Linked DNA regions of Mus musculus: region 1 is linked to region 2. The links are chromatin loops, found by intact Hi-C in ENCODE. Cell type or tissue: left cerebral cortex. All regions are shown on one strand. Links, peaks and the distances in the headings refer to the core of each region. The heading gives the core; the rest is flanking DNA.

Region 1 (15,510 bases), core at 4,992-12,991, 65 kb before region 2:
CCTCCTAAGTGCTGGGATTAAAGGCGTGCGCCACCACACCTGGGTGCACTAATATAGTCTTTTTTTTTTTTTTTTTTTTACTTATCTTGAAATGTTTTAAGTACATTGGTGTTTTGCCTGCATGTGTCAAAATACGTGGAAGAGGAGTTACAGACAGTCGTGTGCTGCCATGGAAACAGAACCCAGGCCTCTGGAAAAGCAGCCATCTTCTGAGCCATCTCTCTAGCCCCACTGGTCTGTTCGTATGTGGCCCTTTCCTTCAGAGCCTAACCTACGAAATGGGATTAACAACAGAGCTATTGGGTCAGCAAGTGCTCAGACACGTACAGGGAATGGCTCACAGGTGGAGAAGTAGGCCTGGAGACCTAGAGGCTCTTCCAGCCACATCTCCAGTGACTTGGAAACTGTACGTGGGTACGTGGCCACCTGCTTCACCCTGGAAGTCTTCACTAGGACTGACAGATGTACTTGGCTGGTCTCTGCTAAGGAGCAATCTGTAGAACCTGCTGGGTTCTGCATTAGGCCACAGTGGAGCTGTGGGCCGTAGTGGACAGAGGGGACTCCCCCCACCCCCACCCCCGCCCCCCCGCCTGAGAAGACCTTGGTTTCAATTTCAACAAGTAAGTCCTTCCATTCCAGTTTCTCCACCCTGGTTTCCAGGCCTGTGGAGTGGGGTTAGCCACATCTATTCCAAGGCTGCAGAGATGTAGTGAGTATAGAACCGGAGGTAGGCAAGGCAGATCTCTACATTCCAGACCAGTCTAGTTAACACAGCCAAAGCTATGGAGTGAAACCCTGTTTCAAAGCCAGAAACACCAAACCACTATTTTAAAAGCACAACATGGCGGGAGAGGGCATAGTAGCTCAACCTCAAAGACAGCTGCACCCCTCATTGAGCCCAAACAGTGGGGAACGGATTTTGGAGGTAGTGTCCAATCCAGGATGGCCGTGTGCCCTAGTTTTTCTTCCCTGGATCCCACCTTTGATGGACAGCTACCGGATCCTCATTTTACCTAGGCTCCTCCTCCCTCGAGATGAGCTTTCCAACTCGACTCCGGAGTGTGCTCGGGTCATGTTCAAGTCCAGCTCAGCCCCATCTTCATCTGCAGGGGAAAGCATAGTTAGACGTGCTGGCCCAGGTCAAGGACGGCTTCTCTACACCAAAGTCCCACCCTTAGCATCCTCTAAACCTGAGGTTCCTGGCTCTGAATAGGAGACCTGGCTCTCAAAGCCTTGAGCAGCCCTATGGCTAGTGGGACTGGCAGGGGTAGGCCTAACTATATCTTTGAGAGCCTCCAGCCTCCCTCTGTGTTTTTAGCCCCATTTTTGGCCAGAACTTAATGTTAATGAAGTTAAAAATAACCCTTCCCCTCTGCTACTGTCAGAGAGCCCTCCTCAGCCTCCAGGGTGGAGCAGGGACCCAGAGCACTGGAGGCCACTTCTCAGTGCCCTCTAAAACGTTCCCATAGGAAGTGCTGAATGGGGAAATTCCCAGAATCCCCTTGGGGCCAGCAGCCCAGCAGCCCAACACAGCCTTCTGGAGCCTTGACAATGGCCCTACTGGTCTGGAGAGAAAGGGTGGAGAGGGAAGGGGGTGGGAGGGCCTGCATCAGCCACACTAGGTTGGCATTCCTCGGCATTCATCCTGGGCTTCTGTGCCTCTTCCTGTGAGTAGCCACAGCTCCCTTCTCTAAGCTGAAGTCCTTTCCTCTCAGTGCTACCAGCTTCCTTGGTGACATCTCCATGCCACACTTACACTGCCCCGAGACGCTGGCCAGGGCTGGCTACTATTAGGGTGACCAGAGGCCTTGAACTTGATCTCGAAGATGGAGAGCCCCCTTTGTCTCTCGGTGGTGAAGGACAGCAAAGGAATTGCTGGGTATGAGCTTCTGCCACCTCCTTATGGCGCCCTGGGGCTCCTAGATCTCTCCCAGCCCACTAGTCCCCTCCAAGATAAAGGCTTCTGCCAGCTGCCACCCCATCTCGGATCCAGGGGATCCTGTTTGAAGAAAATCCTGCAGATCACCACTAACAGACTGGTCTGCTTCCATCCGGCCCCACGGTGTTGACCATGTCAGCCTGTCTGTCTGTCCCTTATTCTCTTCCTTTCTCTCTGCCATCTCTGGAATGTCCCGGGTAGGGAGGAGATGGGGAGAGATGTGCTTTGTGGAAAGGTTAAGTTGATTAGGAAAAAATAAGCCACAGGGTTGCCTCGAAACAGGCCTGCTATTGAAAACCCGAACATCCAAGATCCCGACCCCCACCAGGGGTGTGGAGGGGCAGCCTGCAATGGGCGGCAGAGCGCCTTGGAAAGAAACAGCAAGAAAGCTAAATTTGGAAGTTGCCCCATTGTGTGGCCAGAGTTGGCCAGCCGGGCACGGGTGGGAGACATCGGGTGGGGGCCCTTGTGAACAATAGGTGGGCCCAGCTGGGGCCCCCTCCTGCCTGCCTTACCACCCCCCAGCCCTGGCGGTATTGAAAGGGCCCGGGAATGCTTTTGAGAAGAAGCCAGGGGCCCAACGGAGAGAGGAAACAAAGGCAGGAAATGCTGTTCCCCCGTAGATAGCGTCTGGGCAAGGGTTACAAAGTGACAAAGAGACAGGACCCCAGAGGGACAAGGGCCTGCGGGTGTGTGGGGGGTGGGTATGGGGGGGTGCTGAACAGGGCTCCAGGGACCAGGCCAGAGGTTAGAATAGAATGGAATTTGCTCTGAAGACAGCATTTATAAATACATTCCCAACCCAGCCTGCCGGCCCCGCCACGTGTATGCCACCAAGCACGTGCCTATTTGCCCAGCGCACTCTTGGGCATGGGTAGGGCTGCCAGCTGATCCAAGCTAGGTGTCCCCAGGAGACCTTAGAGACCAGGCTCTGGGCCAGAGGGGCAGGGAGATAGCTCCCTACCCTCTTAAGCTGTGTCTACACCTGGGTAGGTACTCAGTGCATGCCCTCAGTACTCTGTCCCTGCCCCAGTGTGCTCCAGGAACCCCACCCTCCACACCAAACTAGAGCCACATGTGGGTGCTGTTTCTGCCCCACCCCACATCCCAGGTACCAACCAGTCTGCCTACTCTGCCCTGCCCTGGGTAGTAGGTGTGGCCACTAGGATGTGCTACGGATCAGTAGAGGCTGAGGTTCTGGAGGAGGGTCCGATTTACCTACGGAGTCTCTGTGCAGCAGGCGCTGAAGATCATCAAAGGAGCGGATGGAGTGGTCGCTCAGCATTTCATACAGTTCCTCAGGAATGGGATCCCCCTGTCGGTCAGACACCAGGAACTGTGTGAACTGGGGTGAAGGTTCACTGTGGCTCTCTTACCAACCAAGTGCTTTTCTCTTGCACAAAGTTCCTACAAGCCACCCCCATCCCCCGCCATCCCCAACAAATAGTAAGTAAGGCTAAGTAAGGGTGGGGCAGGCCAGATCCAAGGCTGAACCAGGAGCACTGAGGACCCAGGGCCTGAATAGCTCAGAGCAGAGCATGCTGGGACACTCAACCCTAGCCCTCCACGGTATCCCGGCGTGTGCCCAGCTCCACTGGCTTGTCCACATTTGTCTCCCCGGTAAGATCACAGGGCCTAGAGAAATTCCAACAATCTCAATTCTCTCTACAGTTCCCTCCACACCTGGTAGCTACAATTTATTCACAGGGGCGTGCGTGAGCGCGAGGGCGAGCATACACACACACACTGACCTAATTATTGCCACATCACAGATTTAAAAACAAACAAAAAAAGGCAGAGACGCAAAAAGGTAACAACATCCTTTGTCCAGGGCCCCCAAACCCAGTGTGAGTAGAGGCTTCACGAAATGACAGTGAAGTGTGGACTCCAGCCCCCAGCCCGAAAGGTGCTTTAAAATGCTTGCTGAGCTGTGTGGTCTCAGAAGGCCATGTATCCCAGTACTACTGACAGTCCCTGCCAGAGAGGAAATCGGGGAATCCTCAGGCCCAACCGGCAAGCCTGAGAGCTCACCCATGCCCCGTGCCCAACCAAACTCTATTTTTAGAGCCCCTCTGGCCTGTCACCAAACACTTGAAACTTAGTTAGAACCTTAACAGGCCCCACTACGAGCCAGCTTCCTCCAGGGAAACCGCAGGTCCCACAATCACACGCATACAGCTGGAACATCCCCACAGTCACAGGAGTCTCAAGGGCTGGGTGCCAAGATCCCCAAGGGAGAGGTGAGGGCAGAGGGGACTGGGAAATGTCCTAGCAGTAAGGGGCAAAGGAAAGTCGCAAGATATCATACCATGCCACACACACACACACACAAACACACACACACTCGGCTTGTGATAAGACCATTCAGCCTGAGAGAAGCTCTGAGAGGACTAAACCACCCTGTGCCTCAGTTTCCTTGGACTGAGAGGGGAAGAAGCCAAACCTACGTTAATGGAGCTTTGAGTTACTGAGCACAGGTGTGTGTGTGTGTGTGTGTGTGTTTGGGGGACTGGGGCACTGTACTCTTCCTGTCTGAGGTGGAATAGAGGCTCCTGCCCTGGCCAGCTGCTGGCAAGGAGGGATCGCCTCAAAAGCTACTACGTGTCTCAGACAATTGTTATGTCTCAGACAATTGTTGAGAGCCAGGCACATGGCGCCCAGGAGCCCGCTTGTAGTCCCGAGCTATTCTAGAGGCTGAGGCAGGAAGGTCTTTTGTTTGTGGGTTGGCTTGGTTTTAGGTCAACCTGACCCAAGCTAGAGTCAATTGTGAAGAGGGAATCTCAACTAAGAAAATGCCTCCATCAGATTGGACTGTGTGCAAGCCTAGGGTATATTTTCTTGATTCATTGATTGATTGACTGACTGACTGATATGAGAAGACCCAGATCACCAGGGGTGGTACCATTCCTGGGCTGGTGAACCTGGGTGCTATAAGAAAACAGGCTGTCACACCGTGAGAAGCAAACGAGTGAGTAACTCTCCCTCGTGGCCTGTACTTCAGTTCCTGCTTCCAGGTTCCTGTCCTGCCTTCCCTCACTGATGATGGCCTGTGGTGTAGAACTGTAAATTAAAATAGAACCTTCCCTCCACAAGTTGCTTTTGACCATGGTGTTTTATCACAGCAACAGAAGCATCTAAGACAGTTTGGTTTTGCTTTTTTTGAGATATGGTCTTATGTTGCCCTGGCTGGCTGGCCTGGAACTCGATACAGACCAGGAAAGCCTTGAACTAAAGAATCTGACTCCCTCTACTACCGCGTGCTGAGATTAAAAACGTGAACCACCGTGCAGAGCAGGAAGCTCTTCTGAGTCCAGAGGTTCCAGGCTAGCCGGGCACCTCAGTGTCACCAAAAACCAAAACAAGACAAAACACTTTGGACATTTGTCTAATGTTTAGGAAAAACTCTGTAGCGGTTCAGTCATGCCTACCTCTGGTCCCCCAAGCCAACCTAGGAACCAGAAGAGACAGGCTGGGGGCTGAGGGGGACGCCTTGAAATCTGGCTCCCGAGACTTCTCAGCACCAAGGTCACTTTGTTCAGTCATGGAGTTTATAAACCTGCTTGGTATCCTAGGGATGTTAGAGGTTTGACGGACAAGCTAGGGAGCAGGGCAGGCACTTGGTGTCTGGTGGTGTCTATAGTGTCTATGGCTGCTTCACGGTTGGGCAGAGATATGCAGGACAGATGGCCAGAAGCTGGGCTGGAGAAAGAAGGCCACTCGCCCAACTCAGAATGGTATTCAAGAGATTTAGATTCCAAGCCTCACACTGCTACCCTCTGCTGTGTGACCTCTAGCTGGCCACTGCCTCTCTCTGGTCTGACCTCTTATCAACGAATTGAGTTAGAAAACATTTAAGTCCATTCTAATTCTGCCTGAGGTTGACCAAGGATAGCCAGAGCCAGGCTGTGTAAGGTGGCTTGCTTGTCCTAAGGGATGAGAAGTGTTTGTGGAGGGATGGCTGGAGCTGCCAGTAAGGTAGAACATACTGAGCCCCGGACAGGCCTAGCCCCAATCCTCAGCCCACTTACCCCTCCCCCCACAAGGCTGAGTGGGGAAAGACCCCAGGTAGAGACTGTAGAGGTGGGAAAAGCACTCAGCTGGTGCAATAAATATTGGTAAAATATGTGAAGGGCTGTCTGTCTCTTGCTCTGCAGGCTCGCTCAGGTGTGATCCCTTCTGCCAACATTATCATTAGTCCCATCTTCCAGATGGAAAAACTGAGCCTTAGAAAAATTAATACACAGCCACAAGGCAAGGTGACTAGCCAGTGGCAGAGTGGACCCCTTCCAAGCCGTAACATGCCTAACCTCTCCTGGCCCTCCCCGGGGACAGTTCAAGCATGCCTCCTCTCTGTCCTGATATCATTAGTCCCAGCATCATTTGAGACCCCTGCGGCTTCTCTGCCCCATCTTGTTTTACAGCAAGTCTCAATTACAGTGATGGCACTCTCAGGGTACATTGACACCATCTGAAGACATTTTTAGTTGTCAAGCCTAGGGACAGGCTGCTGGCACCGCGGTGGAGGCAGAGGTGCTATTCACCGTCCCACAGAACATAGGATGTCACACAGGCTACAGTATCACTGGTCCCAAATACTCCCAGAGTCAGAAGTGAGAGACCCACAACAGACAAAAAGCCGGGGCTCCCTGTGTAGGGGGAACCAGGGTGCTCAGAATGAACCCTACCATAAATACCTTACTTTCAGCCAGGCATAATAGCACAGACATTTAATCCCAGCTACTTGGAAGGATGGGGCAGAAGGATTTAAGTTCGAGGCCAGCCTGGGCTATGGAACAAATTCAAGGCCAGCCTGGGAAATTTAGTAGTGCCCCATTATAAGATAAAAACAAAGAAAAGAAAAGACTTGAGGGTGTAGCTCAGAGGCAGAGCTACTGCCTAGCAAGGGTGAAGATCTGGGTTCAGTCCCCAACACCACTGAAAAGGACACAAAGGGATTCTTATTTGTCCTTTAAATGGGGTTAACCCCAGCTGGTCCTGAGGATTCCTGTAACAGTGCACAGCAGAGCAGTCCCAAATAAAAGGCACTTCACCGGCAGGCGGATTTCTGAGTTTGAGGCCAGCCTGGTCTAACAAGTGAGTTCCAGGACAGCCAGGGGTACACAGAGAAACCCTGTCTCGAAAAAACAAAACAAAACAAAACAAAAACAAAAACAAACAAACAAAAAAAAAAAACAAGAAAGAAAGAAAAGGCACTTCACCAGCTGAGCAATTTTTTCATGTGTTTCCTATGAGGACAGCAAATGACAGCGTCCTGGACCAGATGCTCCAAACATTTCCAAGGATGGTGACAGGTGGGTGGAGAGCTGCTGTCCCCCTGGGGTGTGACTTTACACGATCCCCCACGCAGGGCCACAGGAAATGGCACCTAGCCCCACACTGACACCACCAGGTGCCCCGTGGGCTGCTGGGTCTCTTCCGGGTCCGGGGGTGTTAACAGCTAGAGGTCCACTTCAGGATGCAGTGCTCCGGAGGGACTCTCAGAAGCACCTGTTTGTAAACAGAGTCCATGTGTCTGGGTGTAACAGTCCTCCCTCTGGCCCCCAATATGGGGCTGCTGAAATCTGGTTTTTTTTTTTTTTCCTGCCACAGGTTCTGGAAGCCTCAAGGTGGGCACCCATTCATAGATTACCCACACACACAGAACAGGAAACCTGACAACCTGAAGAAGCTGCCCCAGATCTCTGGCGGGTGTGGGATGGAAGCAGGTGGGGCCAAGCCAGCCTGGCAGCCCAGAGAAACAGCCTCCTCCCTGCCCCACCCCCAGAGCCAGCTGCAGGAGGCATGAGCAAGAGGGAGGCCAGGTGAGTTACTTGCTCCCTGCCAGGCTGCCTGATCAAAAGGGCTTGAACTCCACCATCCACCTGGGCGCACTCATGTGAGCGAGCAAGCGCGTGCACACACACACACACACACACACACACACACACACACACACACACACACACAGAGAGAGAGAGAGAGAGAGAGAGAGAGAGAGAGAGAGAGAGAGGGAGACTGACTCTCCACAGTCCCACAGCCTGCTGCCTCTGCAATGAGAGAGACGGGCTCTCTGCCCAGCACCCGGGCGTTGTCTATGGCTGGCAGAGGCAGAAGCTGACGAAGCCTCCTAGGGCCTGCCTGCTTGCCTGCTTGCGTCTCAGGCCTTATTTAGATGAGATGGCAAAGACAAGCTCTATGGAGAAGCCCTCTCTGGGCACAACACAGGCGGCGTCCTTTCTCTTGCTCAGCCTCCCCCTCTTCTGCAGCCCAGCAAGAGAAACACATGGAAGCTGGAAGAGGGCCCTGTCTGTGGGATGGGCCACCCCGTGACCCACTGCAATCCCTGTCCTCACCTCCATTCAAAAGGACCCAACTCCCCTATTATGCATAACACTAACCGAGTCCAATCTGCTCCATATTTTAGGTAAGAGAAACTGAGGCCCAGCCTGCTTCTCCTTCTGTATCTTCCCACCTCCTTTCCTCCCCGCTGACAGTCCAGGTCCCAAGATAGAAGAGTATATTCTCAGGGGGCGGGGCGGGGGCGGGGTTCATTGGGGCCATATGCTGTTAATGAAGTACCTCAGAGCCCAGTGGTGATGACACACACCTTTAATCCTAGCACTCGGGAGACAGAGGCAGGACGATATCAGAGTTCGAGGCCAGCCTAGTCTAAAAAGTGAGTTCCAAGACAGCCAAGTCTACACAGAAAAACTCTGTCTAAATAAACAAACAAACAAACAAACAAGGGAAGGTCAAGGGTTCAAGCCCATCCCCACATTCTGTCTTTAAAACCACATGAGACCCTAGAAGAAAACAAAATCACAAACAGGACATCAGAAAGAGGGAGGGCATCTCGAACACCAGGCAAACGCCTCAAGTTAACTCCTACACACAACACACACCCTGGCTCTTGCACTAGGGCCTCCAGAATCTATCACCTTGACTTTCACACATCTGGGCAGGGGGATTCCAGCCAAGTGGGACCCCCCACCCTCGTGGGACCCCCCTACCCTCCACCCGTGGACATTAGCAAGCCAGAAGGAGACGTGGTGGTTGATAACTATTGGGGGGAGGGCCCTCCACTCCTTCCCGGCAGAAGGGTGCTGAGGCAGACAGATAGTCACATGACAGTCACCTTCTGGGAAGCCAGCTCAGCTGATGGAGACGGGCCTCAGCAGCCTGTTCAGATTCTCCTCCAGTACTGCCTCAACCCTACCAGCCTGCTCCCAACGCTTAAGCTTCCATGTAAAATACAGCCAACTACAGGGTCACCCAGAGAGGCAAGTCCTGCTTGTGTCTCCCTACACTGGTTATTTGGAGCTTGCCTGGGCTGGTCTCTATGGGGACATGTCCGCATGATTTCAGTCTAATACCCCTAAGCTTATCGGGAAAACCTTGGACAACTGCAAAACGCAGTGTAATTAGGGTCCCAGTAGTCTACGAAGGGACAAGGCTGAATTTCTGAGCAGCAGCCTCAACCCTAAATGCGACTGACTGCAGTGCTGCTGGAGGAAGATGGACTGGTAAGAGAAACCTCATCCAGATGTTACATATCCAGCAGTGCCCATAAGGAGGGCTCCATACTCCTACCAGGATTAACCAAGTAAGGGAGGTTGTGGGTGACACACTCAGCAGGTAGGTGGCGTCCCTCTGTCTTGATGATCAAATGGCTATTCGTTGCATGGCTATCCTGCACTCCGGGGCCTCCAGGGTCACACCAACATCACACCACGTGGGGTGGTTGAAAAGCCATTATAGAAGGGTAAATTTTGAGGGGTTGCTAAGCTACTCTAAACAGGCCAAAATGCGTGCTGTGGAGTCCAGATCAGGATCTGGGGTTGTCCCTCCCTTCTCAGAACCCCCAGGAAGGAAATGGGGTGGCTACAGAGGCGGTGGAGTGCCAGAGCGCACTGAGGGCCCACCTGTTGCGTGGGGGCGGGCACCTGGCGCTGAGTGTACAGAGGGACTGTGCGTGCCTGTGTGCGTGCGTGGGTGTGTGAGCGCACGTGTACTCGGGCCGCGTGCGCGTGTGTCCCGCGTGTGCACGGGCGTGGCGGCGGGCGCGCGACCTGGCCTCCTTAGTGCGTGCCCGTCGCTCTGCGCTCCCGCCCGCGGGAGCGGAGCATCGCCTCCGGCCAGGAGTGTGCATGCGTGGGGTGAGTGAGCGAGTCGGGGGCCGGGCGGGGTGGGCTGCAGAGAGCAGCCGCGGGGTGCCGCGGTTCTCAGGACGCCCTGGCACCGGGCCAGCCTCCAGGTCCCCGAGGCGCGGCGCGGCGAGGCGGCAGCTGGGGCCTCCTGGCGTCCCCCTCCCCAACAGCTGGCCGCGGCCCGGGGGGCTGCTAATGAGGAGGGGAGGGGGTGCCGCGAGCGGCCTGCAGCGGCCCGGCCAAGCCCAGCTTGCTCTCTTTCGGGCTCCGGCCACGGGGGGCAGCCGCGGAAGGGCGGGGCCCCCAGGGCGGGCGGCCGGCGGCCCTCGAGGAGCCCCAAGAACAAAAGGAGACGGCGACGGCTCCTTCGTGGTCAAAACAACCTGCTCTGGCTGCGGCCCAAGGTCGGGCTGCGGCCTCGGAGCCCTCCGCTTTAACCCCTTCCCTGCCGCCTCCTGTCTCCTACGCTTGGCCGCAGGCGATCCGGCTGGCCCGGCGAGCAGTCGACTAGGTGTAGAGTCTAGACCTCCGCAGGAGAAGGCGGGACAGGACCCGGGCAATCCGCTCTCCTGGCCCTAGCCTCGCTCCGGCTCGCGCCTCCTCCTGCCCCGCCCCCTTCCCACCTGGATTCCCGGTAGACTTGCCAACTCACTGCTACGTGAGGCTGGGAGGGGTAGGGGCACTGATCCGACCTGATCGTTCCCGCAGACGTTTCCATACCCGACCGCCCTTGCAGCTAGGCTTCTGCAGGCGTGCGCTCCGCATCCTGCTTGCGGGGAAGAGAAGTGCTTCCTCTCGTAGGGTGCCGGCGCAGGTACTGCTGGGCCTCAGACACACACCGCCCCGGGGGCTAGATTCCTTCAGACCAACACCCCCCCCCCCGCGCGCGCGCCCCACCTCCAGTCCTGTCTCTACTCCAAGCGTCTGAACCTACCGTCTGTCTGTCTGCCTGTCTCTCTAGTGTCTCCGTCTCTCTTTCTCTGGACCCCTTGCGCCAAGATACAAGGTGCTTTTGGATCGTCCAGCATGACCCCAAGGTGCCCACTCTAGACCAGTGCAGAAGCTAGGGTGGGACCAAAACCCTTGCCAAAGATCTCTGGATATCCTGAGTTCGAAGGCACATACTTCTAGGGCAGGCCGGGTCCTGGGCAGAACCAAAGCCCAGGCTGGTTCTGAGGAGGACACAGGAGGTCTCGATGCCTTAGACACCCTAGATATCACCTCACCTTTTCCCCTTAACCGGGAAGCTTAAGATCTCTAGCTCCTGAGGCAGGGGGCAGGGCAGCACACACCTTCTAGGACACTAAAAGCTTTAGGGATCTAGATTGGTCCACTGGAAAGAAACCCACCGCTGCCTCCTCCCCAGGAGCCCAGCACCCCGGACCTGGCCTCCCAGCCCTTGGGGCCACCCAGTGCCCGGCGCCTGACTCACGCGCTGCAAGGCTCCAAAGTTCACTGCAGGGAGAGGAGGGGGCGGCCAGGCGTGGGGGCTGGGACAACCAGGGAAGGATCCAGCCCTAGCCGCCGTCGCAACTCACCTCGGCGCTGACCAGACGCAGGTAGCAGCAGAGAGGAAGGAAGAGCGCCCAGCAGCGATTCATGCCGACTCCGGGCCCGGCCCCGCGGGGCCCCGGACGCGTAGACGGAGCGCGCCGCCCCCGCGGCCAGGGTTGGGGGCTGGGGAGGAGGGTGGGCTCCGCTCGGGTCCCCCGCGATCAGGCGATCAGGCCGCTGCAGCCGCCGCCGCGGCTCACCCGCATGGCCCCCGGGCGCCGCCGCCCCCGGCCCCGGCTCCGTCGCTGGGGGGCTGGGGAGGACCTGGACAAGGGACCGGGGTCCAAAGCCGCTACCTGGGCGGATCCCGAGCCCACGCGAGCATCCACAGTCTGGGGGCTGCGTCGCGAACCAGCCAAGGCGTCTAGCCGTGTGGGGGCGCGCAGGGGACTCCAACCTCAGAGAGGAAAAGGAACACGGCAGCCGATGGTTCGTCTTCACTCGCCCGCTAAAGGCGTGTTCCTCTGCCTGCTGGCTTAGCTTTTTTGCAACATTTTCTGGAACGGACCCCCAGATCAGAAAGCGCAGAGCTGGGGACCTCCAAGCCCAAGTCTCCAAAAAAAAACTTTTTCCAAAGTTGGCTTTGCAGCGGCGGCCCGAACACCCGGGCAGGGAGAGGTGCAAACTCCCGCCCGGGCCGGGTGGCGGGGCGGGAGCGTGTGCGCCCTGGCGCAGGGCCCAAGCGGCGGGCACGGCTGCTCCGAGAGCGCGGCGCGCCCACTGCGCGCTGGGCTGGTCCGGGCCGACAGGTGGACGCGGCTCGGGTCAGTCTGTCTATCTACCCACTCGCTCGCCACTCTGGGCTTCCTCTGCGGGTTTCGAGCTGCGGCTGCTCCGGCTTTCTCGTTGCAACGAAGCTAGAGGGTGGGCTTTTTTTTTTTTTCCTCCTTTCCCTTTTGCGCGTGTGTGTATGTGTGTGTGCGCAAAATATCTCTCTGGAGAAAGATGGGCGCTGGCGGCCGGAGGGAAGCCCTCAGGGAGGCAGCGGGGGAGGCAGGCAGGCTGCTCCCGGCTGCAGGAGAAGTTGCCACCCTTCAGCTGTTCCGGCCTTTATAAAGGAGAAGGGAGAGTGCAAGAGGTGGGTGGAGACAGCCTTTCCTCTCCTGGCCCGGAGTCAGCGCCGGGAGGGGGCAGGAACCAAGGGAGGTCCTCAGGCAAAGACTGCTGCTTGAGGGGTCTCTGAGAACTACGCAGCCCCTGTGACTGTGAATCTAGCCTCTTGGCAGGAACTGAAGGTGAACTGCGGCCCCACCCATTAGCACAGTGTTTAGGGGCCTGTCTGCAGGGCCAGGACCAAGGCCAGGAGTGTGGCCCCTGAACCCCAGAACCAGACATCTGCAACCTGGCAGCTTAGATTCCATTGAGTCTAATTAAATAGCTGGGTCACCTTGGGCACGTCACTTTCCTTCTGTGATTCACCCTACATTCTCTAAGTGGGGGACAAAGTGTGTGGATTAAATGTCAGAATGATCAGAAAACATCCAGCCACACACCAGCCCCAAGGTTGAAGCTCTAAACCCACAGCCAGCGGGAACCCTTCAGCTACAAACTGGGTCTGCCTCTCCTTGCTTGTCGCCTGGCACACAGCATGCGCTGCCATGCCAGCATAAGCTGAATTTGAGTCTGTTGAACTGCAAAGTCACTCAACCCACCCCACCCCCAGCCCTGCACCATCCTCCCAAGGACTGCCACCAAGATGCTGCCTTCAAGTCACCAGGGTGTTTACTACCCCTCTCTGCCCCCCACCCAGTTCCAGGCCCAGAGGCTACCCACCCACACCAGCACTCTCACAGTTAACACCTTCCACCCCCAGCTCAGGGAACTGCTGTGTCCCTGCCTTCAGCAGTCACACTGTCACAGTGACACAGTCACACGCAAGCACGCTTGCCAGCCCAGCACCCACCACAAGACCGGCAGGCTCACTGCAATGCCTCCTGCCTTTAGGGCACCTTGCCCTCATCCACTTCTGCTGCCTGTCATCTCCACTTGGTCTGTATCCCCATATCCACTGAATGGTGCTGTTGCCTCTCATGGCCCTGGATGAGGTGGTACTGATAAGGAAGAACCTCTCGGGCCTCTTTACACGTGGCTCCAGGTACCCCATTTTTCCAAATGACTAGCTAGCAGAGTGGCTGGGAGGTAGCCTGGAGCAGGTGACCTCTAAGGTAGGTTAAGCTCACCAATGGTACCTTGATTTCCTCTTCTGTAACTCGGAGACATAACCGGAGGAGAAGAAGAATTGCAGAGGATCGTGGGAAAATGAGAGGGGGCTGGCAATGTTTGCCATCTCTGTGACAGTGGGCTCCATAGGTTGGGTTGGGGGTCTGGGGAGACCCCCATTTGGTAAAATGCTTAGAAGAGGAGCTGAGTCCAGTCCCAGAACTCATCTAAACAGGCATCGGGAAGGTAGAGACTAGCACTTGCCGCCCGCCCAGACAGTCTAGACCAATCTGTGAGCTTCAGGCCAATGAGAGACACTATCTCAAAAGACATTGACAGTGTTTCTAAGGGTGACACTGGAGGTTTTCCAGTCACCTGAACACACGCGCAGGCATGCACACACACCACACACATATACATGAACTTGGTTTTAAACTGATACGTGCAGTACCTTGATGCAGTGAAAGGGGTTTGCCCTCCTCACAGAGTGGCAGGAAGCATACAAAAGAGACTCCTCCCTAGGACCATCATCCAGGACAGACAGATATGTTGAGACAAGATGACAGATAGCCCTGTTTGGGTGGAAATAATTCAACACACTTGACCCCCGTGTCAGAAGACTTAGATATTTAAAAGTACTTCCTCCAGACAGCTGGGTGAACTTGGCCTTGCTCTTGCCCGATGTCCTTATCTGTAAGTACAGTGGTAGAGCCACCAATGAGCTGACCCTGCGTCCCTGCAGAGCTTCTATAAGATATGTTGTTATTTTATCTTACCACCGTGGAGACTGGCCCACATAGGGACTGAGCAACTTGGACTAGATCACACAGTTCTAGTAATTTATGGGGCCACAACTTGGACTCCAGGGGTCCATCATTTTTATTATTGATTGATTGATTGATTAGATTTGTGTGTGTAGGTGTTTTGTCTGCGTGTGTATGTATGCGTGTGTATGTCTGTGCATTATATGCATGCATACAGTACCCAGAGAGACCGGAAGAGGGCGTCAGATCCACCAGGACTGAAGTTGGTTGTGAGCCACCAGGTATGTGCAGCTCTGGAAGAGCTGCAGCTTCTCTTAACCATGACCTGTCTCTCTAACCCCCAATAAGGAGGCGTTTTTGCACAGTGCTTCTGTGAGTGTTACACACCAGTACACATCTAGATGCTCTGTCCCCTGAAAGATGGTGTTCCCAGAAGGAATTTTGTTCCATGTCCTGAAGGAGCACACGGAACAGACATGAGGGGTGGAGCAGGGGAGCAAGGCTGTTTAAAGCAGCAGTCTTTTTTGGTTTGTTTTTGGGTTTTTTTGTTTTTTTCGAGACAGGGTTTTTCTGTGTAGCCCTGGCTGTCCTGGAACTCACTTTGTAGACCAGGCTGGCCTCGAACCCAGAAATCTGCCTGCCTCTGCCTCCCAAGTGCTGGGATTAAAGGCGTGCGCCACCACTGCCCGACTATAAAGCAGCAGTCTTGAGCACCTACTATGTGTAGGCCCTAGGTAAAGCATTTAAGAAATGGAATGAGGAAGGAGACCAGTCCCAGGACCTAAATGAGAGACCTTTAACTCCGTGTATGCAGACAGTTACATTAATGCTGTATGCAGGCTAAGGTGACAGGACATGTGTGCACAGGGATGAAGAGATGGCTCACCAAATTCAGTTCTCAGAACTCACTGTGCAAAGGTCATAAACATCTCACTCCAGTTCCAGA
Region 2 (15,510 bases), core at 4,126-12,125:
ACAAAAATAAACAAAAAAATGTAAAGGAGAGAAAGGGGCTCAGGAGATGGCTCTGGGGTTAAGAGCAATAGTTGTTTTCTCAGCAGACCCAGGTTTAGTTCCCAGCATCCACATGGTAACCCACAGCCGCCTGTAACTCCAGTCCCAGGATATCTGATGCCTATGTCTGGCCTCCTCAGGCACCAGGCATGTACAAACTGAATATATATATGCAGGCAGGCAAACACTCATATAATAAAAATAAATTTTGAAAGAAAGAAAGAAAGAAAGAAAGGAAGAAAGAAAGGAAGAAAGAGAGAGAGAGAGAGGCAGGAGGTGGACCAGTTAAGATCACTTGCTGGTTGTGAAGAGGACCTAGGTTCGGTTCCTGGCATGCACGTCATGGCTCACAAACATCTGTGACCCCAGTTCTAGGGATCCAGTGCCTTCTTCAGTCCTCCCTGAGCACCAGTCATGCACATGGTACAATACATACATGTAGGCAAAACACTCATACATAACATTTCAAAAAGGAAAAAGAAAAAGAAAGAGAGAAAGAAAGAGAGAAAGAAAGAAAGAAGAGGAAAGGAAAGAAAAAAGAAAAGAAAAGAAGAGGAGAGGAGAGGAGAGGAGAGGAGAGGAGAGGAGAGGAAAGGAAAGGAAAGGAAAGGAAAGGAAAGGAAAGGAAAGGAAAGGAAAGGGGGGCTGGAGTGATGGCTCAGTGGTTAAGAGCACCAGCTGCTCTTCTGAAGGTTCTGAGTTCAAATTCCGGCAACCACATGGTGGCTCACAGCCATCTGTAACAGGATCCGATGCCCTCTTCTGGTGTTTGATGACGGCTACAGTGTACTTTACTGTGCACTTATATACATAAAATAAATAAGTAAATTTAAAAAAAAAAAAAGAAGAAGGGGCTGGAGAGATGGCTCAGTGGTTAAGAACACTGACTGCTCTTCCAGCGGTCCTGAGTTCAATTCCCAGCAATCACATGGAGGCTCACAACCATCTGTAATGGGATCTTCTGGCATGCAGACATATATGCAGATAGAGCACTTGTGTATAAAATAAATAAATAAAATCTTTTAAAAAAAAGAAAGAAAAGAAAGCAAGAAAGGAAGGAAGGAAGGAAGGAAGGAAGGAAGAGAAGGAGGAGGAGGAGGAAGGGGAGGAGGAGGAAGAGGAGAAAGGTCCCAACGGGGAGAAGTCATGTCTGAGCTTGTGAAAGATTCCCTTCTGGTCTCTGGGACACGCCCTTGTCCTTGTCACTCCCCCTGGGTCTGGTCCAGGTGTGATTGGTTCAGACAACAGCCCCTTCCCAGCTGTCAGCACCCAAGCTGTCACCAATGCCTGCACTAGTGTGCCTGGCTTGCCACCATTGTTCCTCCCCCACTTGCAGTGTCGCCCCAGAACATCAATGCCTTTGAAAAATTATTATTTTTTAATTATTTTATTTCTATGTTATGTGTACAGGCGTTTTGCCTGTGTGTATGTCTGTGCAGTGTGTGCATACAGTGCCTACAGAATCCAGAAGTCATCAGATCCCCTGGACCTGGAGTCACAGACAGATGTGAGCAACCATGTGAGTGCTAGGAATGGAACCAGGGTCCTATGGAAGAGCAACCAGTGCTCTGAACCAAGTCCTTTCAACCAGACTATCCCAGAAAGGACCATTGACTGCTGGACTGTTTCCCATTCTATCTCTGAGAACTTCAAGACTCAAACATTCTCCGAAGCTTGCTTTGCTCCTTTCCTGACCTTTCAGCTACGAGCAAGTCTAAAAGCTCAGACAAGAATTAGAGCAAAGCCAGGCAGTGGTGGCACACACCTTTAATCCCAGCACTTGGGAGGCAGAGGCAGGCAGATTTCTGAGTTCGAGGCCAGCCTGGTCTACAGAGTCAGTTCCAGAACAGCCAGGGCTACACAGAGAAACCCTGTCTGGAAAAACAAACAAACAAGACAAAACATAAAGATCTAGAACAACAGAAATCTGGGGACTGGGATTTGGAATGCAAGGCCCTTAGAAGCTGAAACCCTTCCAATCCTAATTCCCTGTGTTCCAGGCCGGAGTCCCCGAGCTTCCCACCATGCAGACTAATGTGCTGCAGCGAGACAGGGCATGCGCTGGTAGGGAACATCAGGCCAGTACCTTGAGCCTGGCCTGCAAACAGGATGGGACAGGAAAGAGACAGGGCATTTGTGAGCAAAACCAGGGTGCTGGAGGCCTCTCCTCCTCACTCGAGAGGCCAGGAGAGATACAGGAGAGAAGAGCAGATGCCAAAGGGTTGGCGGAGGGTGTGTGGTCACCGGGGGTGGCGGGATCTTTCCCCTGGAATTTTCTCCTGGCAGGAAAGGCCCACCCTCCTAGGAATGGAAAACAATCCCTGGCATCTGGCCCCTGAGGCTACTTGGTTTCTGACAATCCACCATTATTATCCTGCCTGCCTCACCCTAGACTGATGCAGAGGGAAAACCAAGACAGACAGGAAGGCAGGGTCTCTGGCTAAATTCAGAATCTGACTCAGCCTCTGGAAGACTCCAGTTATCTCTATCCCTGACTATACAATGTGAAAACTGGGAGAGGAACTGGAGAGATGGCTCACTGGCTGCTCTTCCACAGGGTTAATTCCCAGCACCCACATGAAGGCTCAAAACCATCTGTAATTCCAGTGCAAGGGGACCCAGTTCCTTCTTCTGGTCTCTTCAGAAATCAAGAACATCTATGCTGAACAGATATACATACATACATACATACATACATACATACATACAGGCAAAACATTCATAAAATGAAAAAAGAAAAAAATTGCAGCCTTTAATCCCAGCACTTGGGAGGCAGAGGCAGGCAAGTCTCTAGTTCAAGGCCACCCTAGTATACAGAGCACCCTAGGACAGCCAGGGTGACATAGAGAAACCTTGGCCAAAAAAGGAGGAGGAGGAGGAGGAGGAGGAGGAGGAGAGGAAGAGGAAGAGGAAGAGAAAGAGGAAAAGGAGAAAAAAAGAAAGAAAGAAAGAAAGAAAGAAAGAAAGAAAGAAAGAGAAAGAAAGAGAGAAAGAAAAAGAGGTTAAGCAAAAAACAAAACAAAAGGACAATAAATCTTTTTTTTTCTTTAATAGAAAAGAACTTAGTAAAACAAACAAACAAACAAAGTCAGAAACAGATCTGGTGCGCCCCTGGCAGGGCAGGTGGGAATTAAGACCAGAGAGGGCAGCAGTTTGCCCCAAGTGTGCCAGCATGCTTCTGCTCTTTGCAGTTTGTTTTTGCTTAGAGGTTGTTTTGTTTGTTTGTTTGTTTGTTTTGTTAGCTACATCTCATTTCTCTTTATTTTGAGGCAGGTTCTCATCTAGCCCAGGCTGGACTTGAACTCCATATCATGTTGATCTGATCTCCAGCTACTACCTTCCAGGTGTGGCAGTTTGACTGTAGTATGCCACAATACCCAACCCATTTTTCTCTTATTGTTCCTTACTTGCCTTCAGGACACCTCCTCCAGGAAGCCCCCATGCCTCACCCCTGGGTCCCTTTGCCCCTCACACCTTTGCCATTCCTCCCATGGTTCCTTGCGACCCCGTAATGAAGTCCAAACTCCCTCCTGTTTCTGTTCATGCCTGAGTCCCATGTGACTGGGGGTTCACCATCTCTCCCTAGTTCCCTCTGTCTATTCCTGGGGTCCCCCTCTCTCTCCTCCCCCTCTGACCAGCTCCCCCAAGAGTCCTCCCTGCAGCCCTTCTGGAGTCTCACCTGGTATCTCTCTCGAGCCCTAAGCTCAGTATACAGCACTTCTGCTTTCCCTGGGGTTGGGGTGTGTGTGCCTGGAGCCATTTGTAGCTCTGTCCGCTGGGTCTTACATTGGGCCTGAGACCAAGGTCCAAGGGTTCAGTCACTTGCTCAAGGTCACACAGTAGGTCCCAGAGCTGGGAATGGGGCCTTTTCCAGGAAGGGAGGAAGAGGAAACAAACTCCATAGCCCTGGGAGTCTCAGGGCACGTGAGCTGGAGATGGCTTAATCTAACCCTCTCCTCCAAGGTCCAGAAGCCACGCCCCACGGCCCCCAGTCACACAGACACACTGAGATGCAGGCCTGTCCTGAGCCTCAGCCACCGTCCCCACCCCAACCCCTCACCCCAGGCTGGGTTGGGAGAGCACTCTGCTGCCCAAGCCATTTTCAGTTCATCTTTTCCTAATTTTGCTCTGAGGAAGTCGCTGCGGCTGGGCGCTTTCCTCTTCTCTCACGCACTCCCAGAGGCTTCTTGGTCCACTCCCATGTCTGTCTCTCAAAGCTTGGAGCATGATGACCAAAACAGAGCAGGACGACAGAGTGACAGTGAGCAGGCTGGAGGCAGGTGCTAGCAATGGGAGAGAAGAGGACACAGTGCAGGGAACAGTCTAGGGAGTGGACACGCCCCTTCGTTTCCTTGCACGAAGGCGCTGAAGCACAGTTAGCTTGCCAAAGCTTAGGGCAGGAACAATACCTCATCAGCTACCTTATGCATGCCTCTGTCCACAAGTCTTTCAGAGGACTTTTTGTGGGGTACAAGAGCAATCAGGCAGATAGCCCTAACTCCAGGAGCTGGTGTGTGGCTGGAACCCTGAGCCAGTGTGGTGACACGGAGACTGGCATCACACAAGGTGAAAGAACCCAGAGAGCAGAGGCCCACTGGTAACTCTGAAGCAGTGGGCATTCAAGCAGGCTTCAGGAGGAGGGGCCGCTAAGGAGTCAGCAGGGTGAACCCCTTTCCCAGTGTGGAAGAGGGAAATCATCCACGCAAGAGAACAGCCTGTGCCAGAGCTGTAGGGCGTGAGCTGTTTGCTTCCCTCCCCAGGTGCATGAGCCCAAGAGAGACTGGTACCCACTCAGGCCTTGGTCTCTGCTATGAATGAGACTGGGGTCCCCTTAGCACCTGCCTCCCCACATATGAAAAGTAAATGGGACAGCATGAGACATAAGCCAAGTGTGGCCTACCAGGCAGGGGTTTCCCCACCACTCAGCTCATCCTGGTTTGGAAGAGGGCCCTGTGTGGACTGAGATGTCGAGTCTGGATCTGGGCGGGGAGGTGGTGACTCCTAGTTCCCACCGCTGGCTTTCTGCCTGCTGTCTATTTTTATTATAGTTACTATTAAGGGTGTGTGTGTGTGTGGTAGGAGGGGGCATGCTACAATGCACAGATGGTGGTCAGAGGACAACTTGCAGTACTTGGTTCTCTGCTGGCTTGTGATAGAGGATCAGAAGTCCTAGGTCTTCCTCAGCTACATAAGGGGCTAGCTTGGGCTACATGACTATCTTAAGCAAACAAAACCCAGCAACAACAACACAACAACAACAACAAAAACCCTAACTCATCCAGGCTGATGAACTTAAACACACAGTAGGTACTTTATTTGACCATCTGTTTCTGAGTACCTACTATGTGCCTGCACAAATTGCTCTGAGACAGCCCAGCCTACAGGTGGAGGCCACACCGGACAGGACAAGCAGCAGGGACAAGCTGCAGAAGGCACTAAGGTAGCTTCAGGCTGCTGTGACCAGAGTACAGTGTCCAGGGAAGATGGAAAGGTGGTTCTGTGTCAGAGCTTCCTGACTGCACAGTACTCATTCCACTGAGTTTTATTTTGCCAAGTGGAGGGCCTAGGCTAGCCCTGCCTAAGACTGCTAAGTGCCGCCTCTAGTTTTGTGAATCAAATCAAAAGGTCTGGGTCATAGCTGGGCATGGTGGTATGTGCCTGGAGTTCCCTAGCACTTGGGAAGCTGATGCAGAAAGATCAGGATTCATGGCTAGACTGGGCTACATAGTGAGATCCAGGCCAGCCTGGGTAACCCCACCTGAAAATAGAAATCTTTGGGGTGCAAGACTGAGCATAGCTGTTCACTAGGCCTCATTGGGGGCATTAGCTTGGTTCTCACAGCCCTGCTTCTCCAGACCAGAAAAAAAGTCTTACAAGACTGTTCAGGCATCCAGCAAATATTCACAGACCTGGAATGGGGCTAAGGGGCATTCCATGAGCCCAACACATAGTAGGTGCTTCATAAATGTTGGCATAGGAAAAAATGTGAACCGCCGGGCGTGGTGGTACACGCCTTTAATTCCAGCACTTGGGAGGCAGAGGCAGGCGAATCTGAGTTCGAGGCCAGCCTGGTCTACAGAGTGAGTTCCAGGACAGCCACAGCTACACAGAGAAGCCCTGTCTTGAAAAAACAAAACAAAAAAACAAAAAACAAACAAACAAACAAGTGACCCATGGTAGGCCTTTCAGCCAGGAGGGCCTTGCCTTAGAGGAAAAGAGCAATAAAGCCCTTACAGGGAAGAGACCCTGGAAGCCTGGGTCTGACTTCCTGCTCTATGCCTTGGCTTCTAGAAACAAAGTCTTTTGCCAGCACTCAGTGTTTTTCTGAAACACTGTTTCAGAAAAACAAAACAGAACAGACAAAAAGAACAGCACATACCTAGCTGCACTGCTGTTTTCAATTGGATAGAGCTGCTGAGATTCCCCCAGTGCAAGACCCAAAGACTGAGGTCAGTGGCGAGCCGGAACCAGCAGCTCTCCAGCAGAAGGGCCCCGGGCCCAGACCTTCCATGGATGAACGGGTGACTGGCTTGGTTGTTTAACGCACCTTAGTGGTGCTGTTCTGGTATGGAGAAAGGTGGGTGGTGTCAGGGTCAAAGTGCATATACTGTGCACATGGGGACTGCTGTCCCTTTGCTTGGATTATCATCTGTGGAATGACAGGATAAACCTGCAGAAGCACAGGTCAGCCACTGTCACCTAGCACCCTGTGTCATGTCCCAGGCTGGGCGCTGGCCAGGCAACCCGCTGGAGGAGCCAAGTGGCAAGTGGATGGTGGCTGGAGGGATGGGGAAGTGGTTGCTTCGGCTATCTTTAGCACCTTCCCTCAGCCTTTGACTCTGCCAGGCTGAGTAGAACAGAGGGAATCAGGGCCACTTCTCCATAATCACATGAAACCAGTGACCTGGAGCCACTCGGGGACCCACTGTTGTATCTGACTCCTCACTGCCTGTCGTCAGGGATAAGCACTCCATCACCCCCATCTGTGAAGGAGGTATAGCCCATAGATGAACTTAGGGAAGGGAAAGGACAGGATTCAAGGGACTGCAGAAATACTGGGAACCACCCCTCTACCCCTCATGGAGCCTTAGTGGTCCTGCTTGTTTTAGACAGTGGACACAGTAGTCAGGTGCTTAGCTTAACCTCCTGAGGCAGCAACTGCCTTCAGCTTCCCTACTCCAAGGAATGAGCTTCTCTACCTCAGACTCCTATCGGCTGTAAGGATCACACATGCTCAGAAGCAAACCTTCCTCTGTGACTAGGGAATAGCAGGGGTAGGGACTGAAGCCCAGCCAGAGGTGTGAAACACTAGGGGCTCACCAGGCAGGCTGCCTCCCCTACCCAACCCCCAGGAGCCAGACCAGGTTTGACAGCTGCTTCTAGCATCGTGATCTTTATGATGCCTGGGCTCAGTCCCAGCAGTGCCCACCCCACAGCTGGTCAGTGGGTACCTTCTCCCGACCTCAGCTCTGCATCTGTATCACTGTGGGGTAGTAAGGAACCCATGTCAAGGAGTGGCCCTAAGGATTCTGAGTGTGAAGACCTCAGGCTAGACTGGAGAGAAGGAACTATGAGGCTCTTGGGAGTCGGCCAGCCGCTGGATCAAGGACCAGGCCCTTGTTAGAGGCTTCAGTAGAGGGAAGGGTGGTAGAGGGATCGCAAAACCAGACCAGACAAGTAGCTGCTTGCTGAGAACTGGCAGAATATGGGGTTTCCTGTACTAAGGAAGGAGGCAGCCTGGGGCCATGGCCACCCCAGCAAGACTGTCACCAGGATCCAGGTTATAGCACTGAGGCGAGCCCAGGTGGCAGGCCTAGCCAGGGCTGCCTGCCTCTTTGGGCAGTCGTGCCTTTTAAGGCAATTGCAACCCCACTAGTACTTCCCTGTGTTCCCACTTGCTCAGATTCTCAGCAGGTATTTTTTTTCCCCCAAGATTGGAACTCCTTTTGTCACCACGGGGTTCCAGTGAGGCCTGTCTGGGGGTTCTGGTGAGAAGAATATGCCACAGGCACCGGAGGCACACCCTCTGGGACTTACATGGGAAGGGTGGGGAGAGGCAATGACTCAGCCCAGTCCAGCAACTTGCAGAAATGCTGGGTCTCCCACCCTGGTACAGATGCTGTACTTCACAAAATTTGAGCTACTGTGTACCAAGCTCTGATCAAGGGAACCTGCAGTTGGCTTTTTCAGCTCTCCTCCCTCAGGAGCTGGGACCAGAGCCCAAGATATCTGTCCACAGAGCCTCTTCACTTGCTACTTCCTAAGAAAATGTCAGAGCTTCACCCTGTCTTTTGCTCAGGCCCCCATCACTGGACAGCCTGTTACTTGGACTTCTCTGCATTTATAACCTGCCTCCCCACACAAGTTCCTGAGATAAGCAGCTTCAGGACGGTCTTTCCAGTACTCCAGCAATGGCACTAGTGTACAGTGAGCACCAGACTCTGAAGACTAACCAGGCCTTGCCTGTATCTTAGGGCTGCCATCTTGGGCTAGGGCCAGCATTCAGACATCCTAACATCCACAAGGTGGCTCAACTTCATTTGTCTTCCTCTTCTGCCTCTGCATCCATGCAGGTGATTAAATGTAAACACACCAAGAACTATTCTGAGAGGCAGCAGGGTGTATATTTCCAGCACTTGAAGAGTCCCAGCTGGTATACAACCACCTGGGCTACATGTGGTCCTAACCTGGAGAATGTTGCTCTGGGGGTCTGATACTGGCCACACTAATGGGCAATCTTTCAATGCCTCCTTCAGACCTAAGAGGTCCCTAAAAGAGCCCAAGCCTGGGGTCAAGATATTGTGAGAATGCAACTGAGTGTTGCTGGGTTTTCACCATGTATGTGCTACACCCACCCCCTGGTGGCCCACGCCTGAAGTACAGCCTAAATTGCCAAACAGCATCAACAGCTAGCACTGATCCACCTCTGCAGACCTCCAAAGCCTCTTCCCATGTAGGGTTGCAGCACTATTATGAAAGGCCAGAGGCTCATGAGCAGCCTTTAATCTGATGTAGACAATGTTATACCAATCTATACATCTTCAAGTTGCTGATCATCACCCGATTTAGCATCAATCCCACTTTCACTGGGTTGCAGGGTCAAACCCCAGACTCATACTATCTGGATTGGATGCAAGCTCCTATTAGAGCCTCAGAGCCAAACCAAGCTGTTCTAAGGAGGGTTGGCCTATTAAATGGTAATACTAGATAGAGAGCAAGCCAACTATAAACCATCAGGTAGATCAAACCCAACCTTTTGCACGTTTTAGCAGGCCTAGGGCCTAATCAATAATACCTAAGAAACAGAGACCCAAACTCTGTACAGACTGGGAGGGGATACAGAAGCTGTGACAGATACATTAGGGACACATTACTCTTCAGTAGCCCCAACAATTGCTTTAGGCATTGCATTGCAAACCTGTCAGTTTCATTCAACAACTCAAATGTTGCTAAACTAGGCTCTTCAGTTCTTAGTGGCTACCAGGCTGGCCACTGCTCTTAAAGAAATGTGGAGCCGGGCGTGGTGGCGCACACCTTTAATCCCAGCACTTGGGAGGCAGACGGATTTCTGAATTCGAGGCCAGCCTGGTCTACAGAGTGAGTTCCAGGACAGCCCGGGCTATACAGAGAAACCCTGTCTTGAAAAACCAAAAAAAAAAAAAAAAAAAAAAAGAAATGTGGGAAAACCAGTGTGAGTAGAAATATTTTATTGGTGAGACCCCACCATCTGCACAAAGTGGTCCTGGAATCAAGCTCCTTCCTCCTTGGCAATGCGATCTTTCTTGAGTGGTCCCTGTAGAGGAGAAACAGAGGAGTTTCATTAGTTCTGAACATAGCCAAGGAGGCAAACAAAGACCAGGCACCCCAGCCCAGGTAGGTCCTTACCATAAATGCTTTCTTCTCCTCCATGGTCTGGAAGCGACCATGGCCAAATTTGGAGGTGGTGTCAATGAACTTCAGGTCAATCTTCTCCAGGGCCCGACGTTTGGTCTGAACCAGCAAGGACTATGGGCCAAAAAGAATGCTTAGCAGCTGACAAGCAGCGTTCAAATACTTAGCACCCGCTCAAACAGCCACCACACTGACACAGAACAGAGTGGGTAAAAGGCTAATGCAAAGTCCACCCTTCCCCAGGATTTCAATACCCAGACAGGCCAATTTCCGCATAGCTCAAGGCCTGTGATCCCCCATGCCCAGAATGACTGGTTAGAGCCCAGGATCAGTCTCACCTTACGAAGAGTAAGTACTCGCTTCTTGGTCCCCACCACACAGCCTTTGAGCATGATGAAGTCATTGGTCACCTCACCATAATGCACAAAGCCACCCTAAGGAATCATAGAAAGCCATTGGTCAGTGAGGGCAGTTAGCTGTATCAGAGGCAACTAAGATCAACAGGGCTGTTCTCAGAAGGAAGGCAACAGGGAATAATTCCTCAGTCTCTCTCGGGCGCTGTGCCCAGCGCACATTCCAGAGCCTCATCACAGAACAGCTGATTCTGACATCTTTCACCAACCCCACCTAGTGGACTCAGCTAGTTGCTGTGCAGAGGCACGCATGGCAGGTCCTGTCCCAGATATATCCTAAGGCTCAGCCCCCAGCACTCACCAGTGGGTTGATGCTCTTGTCAGACAAGTCATAGTCAGTAGATGCATTGTTCTTGATCAGTTTGCCATCCTTGATGAGGTAGCCTTGACCAATCTTGTAAATCTGCACATGAGAGTCAACAACTGAGAAGTCAGTCCTGAGAACCAGCATCCAAAGTCAGGTAGAAACCCTGAATGTCAGTGACTGGCCTGTTACCCAAATCAGCATAAAGTGGGAGGTCTATAATTGTGTTTTCCCATGTAATGGGCCAGATTAAAACACTATTTGCTGGAACTCTGTTCTAGAACTTGGGACAAAGGTAAGCGGCTCCTCTTTTACAGTTACCAAGCATCTTTTTTTTTTTTTTTTTTTGGTTTTTCGAGACAGGGTTTCTCTGTGCAGCCCTGGCTGTCCTGGAACTCACTCTGTAGACCAGGCTGGCCTTGAACTTAGAAATCCACCTTCCTCTGCCTCCTAAGTGCTGGGATTAAGGCGTGCGCCACCACCGCCCGGCCATTACCAAGCATCTTAAACTACTAAATCTAGGTATGGTAGCAACTCAGGCCTGTAATCCTAATAATCCTGAGGCAGACACAGGACTGCTACAACTCCAAGGCAGCGCATGCTATGCTGCTGTTATCTCAAAATGCATAAAAACTGCTTATAGAGATGGAGAGATAGATGGCTCAGTGATTAAGAGCACTAACTGCTCTTCCAGAGGTCCTGAGTTCAATTCCCAGCAACCACATGGTAGAGCTCTCAACCATCTGTACAGGGATCTGATGCCCTCAGTGGTGTCAGGAAATAGCTACAGTATACTCAAATTTTTTTAAACTACTTATAATTGAACCTTTAAAAATTTCCAACAATAACAACAAAAATTTCCTGGGAAAGGGTTAGGGCATTAATTAAACCTGGGTTAGGCAGTGTCATGGATTCCTAGGACTGACTGTTCTATGAACCCAATACCCTCTCTCATTTGCAGGATCCCCAATCAGCCTTACCTTCTTGTTAATCTCTGTTCGGTGATGGTAGCCTTTCTGCCCAGCTCGAGCCACAGAGAAGGCAACACGGGCAGGGTGCCAGGCTCCAATACAGGCAACTTTGCGCAAACCTCGATGGGTCTTTCGGGGCAGTTTCTTTGTATGCCAACGACTGGTTACCCCTGGAAAGAATGTTAACTTCATGGGGCTGGGCACGTTCCTGTCCCTTCCCAATGAGTACTCAAAATACCTGTGATTAGTTCACTGATTACAAAATTATCTAACAATGGGTAAATCTGAATATCAGAATTCAATCCCAACCCCACATTCCTGTCCTATTTTAAAATCAGACTGGATGGTTGTCTGCCTAAATAGTTATTTGCAGCTTCATGTGTCACTATGTGGCCAGAGGTTGCCATGTGTTTATTGGTTTGAGGCAGATATGTACTCTAGGGAGCCCAATTTGTCCTTCATGGCCACCTGGCATTAAGGGTGAGGTCAACTGACTGGGTCCACATATTTGAGGTGTTACTCCTTTTCTTAGCTCATTCTCTAAAAGCTGGTCAACTTGACCAGCTGACTGCTGTTCCCAGAAGGCAGGCAGGCAAGGAAACGCTGCCACCGCATCACTTGGTGCTGTGTCCAGTGTACGTTCCAGGGTCTCACATTATCACCCACAAACTACAGCAAAGCTTACCTTTGTACCCTTTGCCTTTTGTCACGCCAATGACATCAATCATCTCATCCTGCCCAAACACCTGGTTCACAGGAACCTGCTGCTCCAGCCGCTCTCGGGCCCAGTCGAGCTTCTCAGCCACAGTGCCTCCATTCACCTGGATCTCCATCAAGTGTGCCTTCTTCTGGCGTAGAGGAAGCAGACGCATCTAAAAGAAGCAGATGAAGCTTATATCAGGCTGGTGGCAAATGGACTAGAAAGTAAATCACCAGAAGCTCAAAGCCAATAGACCTGACTTTGCCAGTGGTTGGTGGACTCATGCATGAGCTACTAAATGGTTCCTAACTAGCAATGTGTTTAGAAAACAGAATACTTGGCCCAATCTCACACCATCATTTCAGATTAGTCAGATAGAGCACAGTAAGACCATCTAGAGAAGCAAGCCTCAGTGTCACAGTGCCCTCTGCTGGTTGATTTAAGACACCAGAAATGTCTCTAATCCCCTCGGATCACAAAATGCCTGCAAAATGCCCCAAACCTTAGGTGCTTACCTGAGTGTGGGCAATGATGCGGATGACCTGGCAGTACTTCTTCATGCTGTTGAAGTCCTTCTCCAGCTGCTTCTTGCCTGTGTCATCCTGCCATTTCTTACAGTACTTGGTGAAAGCCTTCTTCTTAGACTTGTGCCTTCAGGAGCAGAGCACAGTTGGGGGAGGGGCCCGGTGCAGGCCTTCATCACCCTTGCAACAGGTGAGAGGAAGGCAGACTGGCACCATTTGGGGATGGGGCTCATTGCCGGCTTCTAAGGAGCCTTTTCCACCGGCAAGCGGAGCCTGGATGAAGCTCATCGGGCAGAGCCGAGCGGAGCTGAGCAGAGGTCCACAGGTTAATATAAGCCACAAATATACACAACACACAACTCTTGCTCCAGGGCACCAGAACATCCCTTTATCTGGGGGCACATCTCATAGTAGTGGAAGTCAGGGGCTCAGGCCAGAGGCAGGGGACCTATCTAGTACAGACAAGGCCAGCATCCAAGCCTCAAAGGATTACCTCACACTAAGGCCCAGATGCAGGATGTCTTGTTTTCCAGCTTCCCTGCCACTTCAGTGTCAAAGCAACTCTAACACTTCTGCTAACCAGGACTGACCAGCACCCTCAAGGGTTAACAGTCAGCTTTTGGTTCAAAAAACCTTTGATCCAACTTCCTTCACTTTACATCCCAGCTCAGAGTGTCCCTTACTTCTAAGGGAACCCAAGAGCCTCTTACCAGTTCTTATAGAAGCGCCTTTTACACTCATCGCTGATGTGCTCAGCAAATACAGTCTTGAAGGTCCGGAGGCCTCGTGGGGTCTCAACATATCCCACAATGCCCACAACCACCATTGGGGGAGTTTCCACAATGGTCACAGCCTCCACGACTTCTTTCTTGTTCACCTCTGTGAAGACAAACAGGCATAAGCTTCAGTGGGAGCACAAATACCCCAGCACATACAAGCATCCATTTAGACAGAATGGCTGTCTCCGCATCAGAATACTGGGCCTTCCAGGACTGCTCTTCAGAACTGCGGGCTCTCCAACTGCAGCTTTTAACAATTGAGCCAAAGTTTCTAACCTCCACTTACTTTGCAAGGCTGCTAACAGGCACCATGCCAGGTGGTGACTATCACCACTGAAGTAGCAAAATGCCATGTGCTATCTAGACTGTCTCAAAGAGGAGCTTTATCACTAGTCTGGTTTCATGTCCAGAATACACTTGTTAAATGTGTCTACCTTTTCAGAGTACCTAGGGTTGATAACAGGCACTGGCATGGAAACAACCAACTACCCCAACAGGACTCTGCACAGGAATCTGTGTTAAATTTCGCTAGGCCAAAACACTTCTAGGCTCCCTTAGTGTGGGCACTACCACACTAAGTCAGGCTTTGTTCTAGACTTACCACAAAGCACCCCAGGATGAAGCTATTGTGCTCCTTTGGGAATTTACTGTAACTACAGGCAAAATTACACACAGCCCAAGTTGGACAAGGAAGTACTGTACATACTAGATCCTGGCCTGTCAACTTCCCGGACGATGTGGGTCATGCCAGCCTTGTAACCCAGAAAGGCTGTGAGGTGAACGGGCTTGGAAGCGTCATCCTTAGGGAAGCTCTTCACTTTCCCACGATGCCGGCTGCTGCGCTTGCGAGGCAGGAAGCCCAAGGACCCATGCCTGGGAGCTGAGAATTTCCTGTGAGACTGAGGTAAAGGGAGAGATCACAACATTGCTCTCAGTCTTCCAATCAAGCCCAAAGGAGGGTTCCACATTTAAAGGAATTGTATCAGAGGACAGACTGCAATAAGACTTCAGCTTAATGCTTTTAGTTTCCATGCCTTTCAAACACAAAACAGCTTAGTTATACTAAAACCTCGATGGGTGAACTTTCAAGAGTATCCCATGTGACTAAATGGCAACATGGCGTATCAAGATGGAGTCTAATGCAAGTCGGCCTCAAACACTCCCTCCTAAAGCCAAATCAGAACTTGACATTCAGCACAGAGTTTCTGTCCGCCCGTCAAAAGGTTCATCATTTGTGGCTTCTGAGAACTCTAGAGATGCACCTTCCACTCTTATAACATTCCAAAATGGAGACCCGACCCGATTTGCCAAATTTCTCCACTTAACCAATGCATTCCTAAAGACCTGGGCCATCCCTACCAGACTGACCACTACCCTCGAATTAAGCACAAAACAGCCCATTCCATAAGTCCCTTAGGATTACGCTGATATCAAATGGGTCGCACACAGGCCCAGGCCGGTCCCACACACATCCTCCGTAAGGCCGTTAAGGTCCCTGAATTTCCGGACGGTCGCGGCCCTCACATCGATCCCCTATTACATCCTTTCAGGATTGGCGAGCCAGGGATGGCGCCGATGGGAGGTGAATACAAGCCAGGCCCACAGGAGACCAAGTTAGAAGGCAGCATGGCCATACGTACCATCTCGCCGCCACACGCCGCAGATAGAGAGCGACCAGGAGCCAGTGCAGGCTATATAAAGCCAAGTGATGGCTCCGCCCCCTGAGCGTGCGAACGTGTTGACGCATAGGCGTCGGGTCGAAGGGCGCGCATCGAATGTCATTTTACACACATTTTTCCCGCCCACTAGGATTGACAAATAGGGTCTACGGAGAATGATTGGGTTCAAGCTTAGCGAAACGCCTCGTCGACGCTGAGGTTTAGAATGTA

What was found. A loop is a pair of places that touch in the nucleus more often than their neighbours do. Peaks named below come from ENCODE experiments on the same cell type or tissue, not always from the same donor. Only the 100,000 strongest peaks of a DNase experiment are listed, where the experiment ranks them.
Region 1: a loop joins it to region 2, with 4 times the contacts of the local background. A loop is called at or near these places in 26 of 42 quality-filtered maps.

The regions. Positions count from the first base shown.
Region 1 is chr15:80,002,312-80,017,821 of GRCm38, forward strand. It overlaps Pdgfb (platelet derived growth factor, B polypeptide), which reads right to left and starts at 12,666. Exons shown (of 7, transcript NM_011057.4): 1 at 11,625-12,666; 2 at 3,158-3,254; 3 at 1,014-1,103. The coding sequence starts at 11,687. In left cerebral cortex, for the core only: a CTCF peak has its summit at 9,586; DNase peaks (open chromatin) are centred at 7,316, 7,701, 8,062, 8,813 and 7 more places; H3K4me3 peaks cover 4,821 bases; H3K27ac peaks cover 5,437 bases.
Region 2 is chr15:80,068,063-80,083,572 of GRCm38, forward strand. It overlaps Rpl3 (ribosomal protein L3), which reads right to left and starts at 15,344. Exons shown (of 10, transcript NM_013762.2): 1 at 15,262-15,344; 2 at 14,328-14,520; 3 at 13,553-13,721; 4 at 12,834-12,969; 5 at 12,304-12,490; 6 at 11,628-11,788; 7 at 10,645-10,746; 8 at 10,269-10,364; 9 at 9,925-10,044; 10 at 9,719-9,832. The coding sequence starts at 15,264. The coding sequence ends at 9,788. It overlaps Snord83b (small nucleolar RNA, C/D box 83B), which reads right to left and starts at 10,517; the gene lies at 10,441-10,517. Snord43 (small nucleolar RNA, C/D box 43) reads right to left here and starts at 14,844; the gene lies at 14,797-14,844. LOC115488570 (a small nucleolar RNA gene) reads right to left here and starts at 13,024; the gene lies at 12,970-13,024. In left cerebral cortex, for the core only: CTCF peaks have their summits at 8,907 (motif pointing left) and 10,544; DNase peaks (open chromatin) are centred at 6,830, 7,515, 8,354, 8,451 and 2 more places; H3K27ac peaks cover 1,278 bases.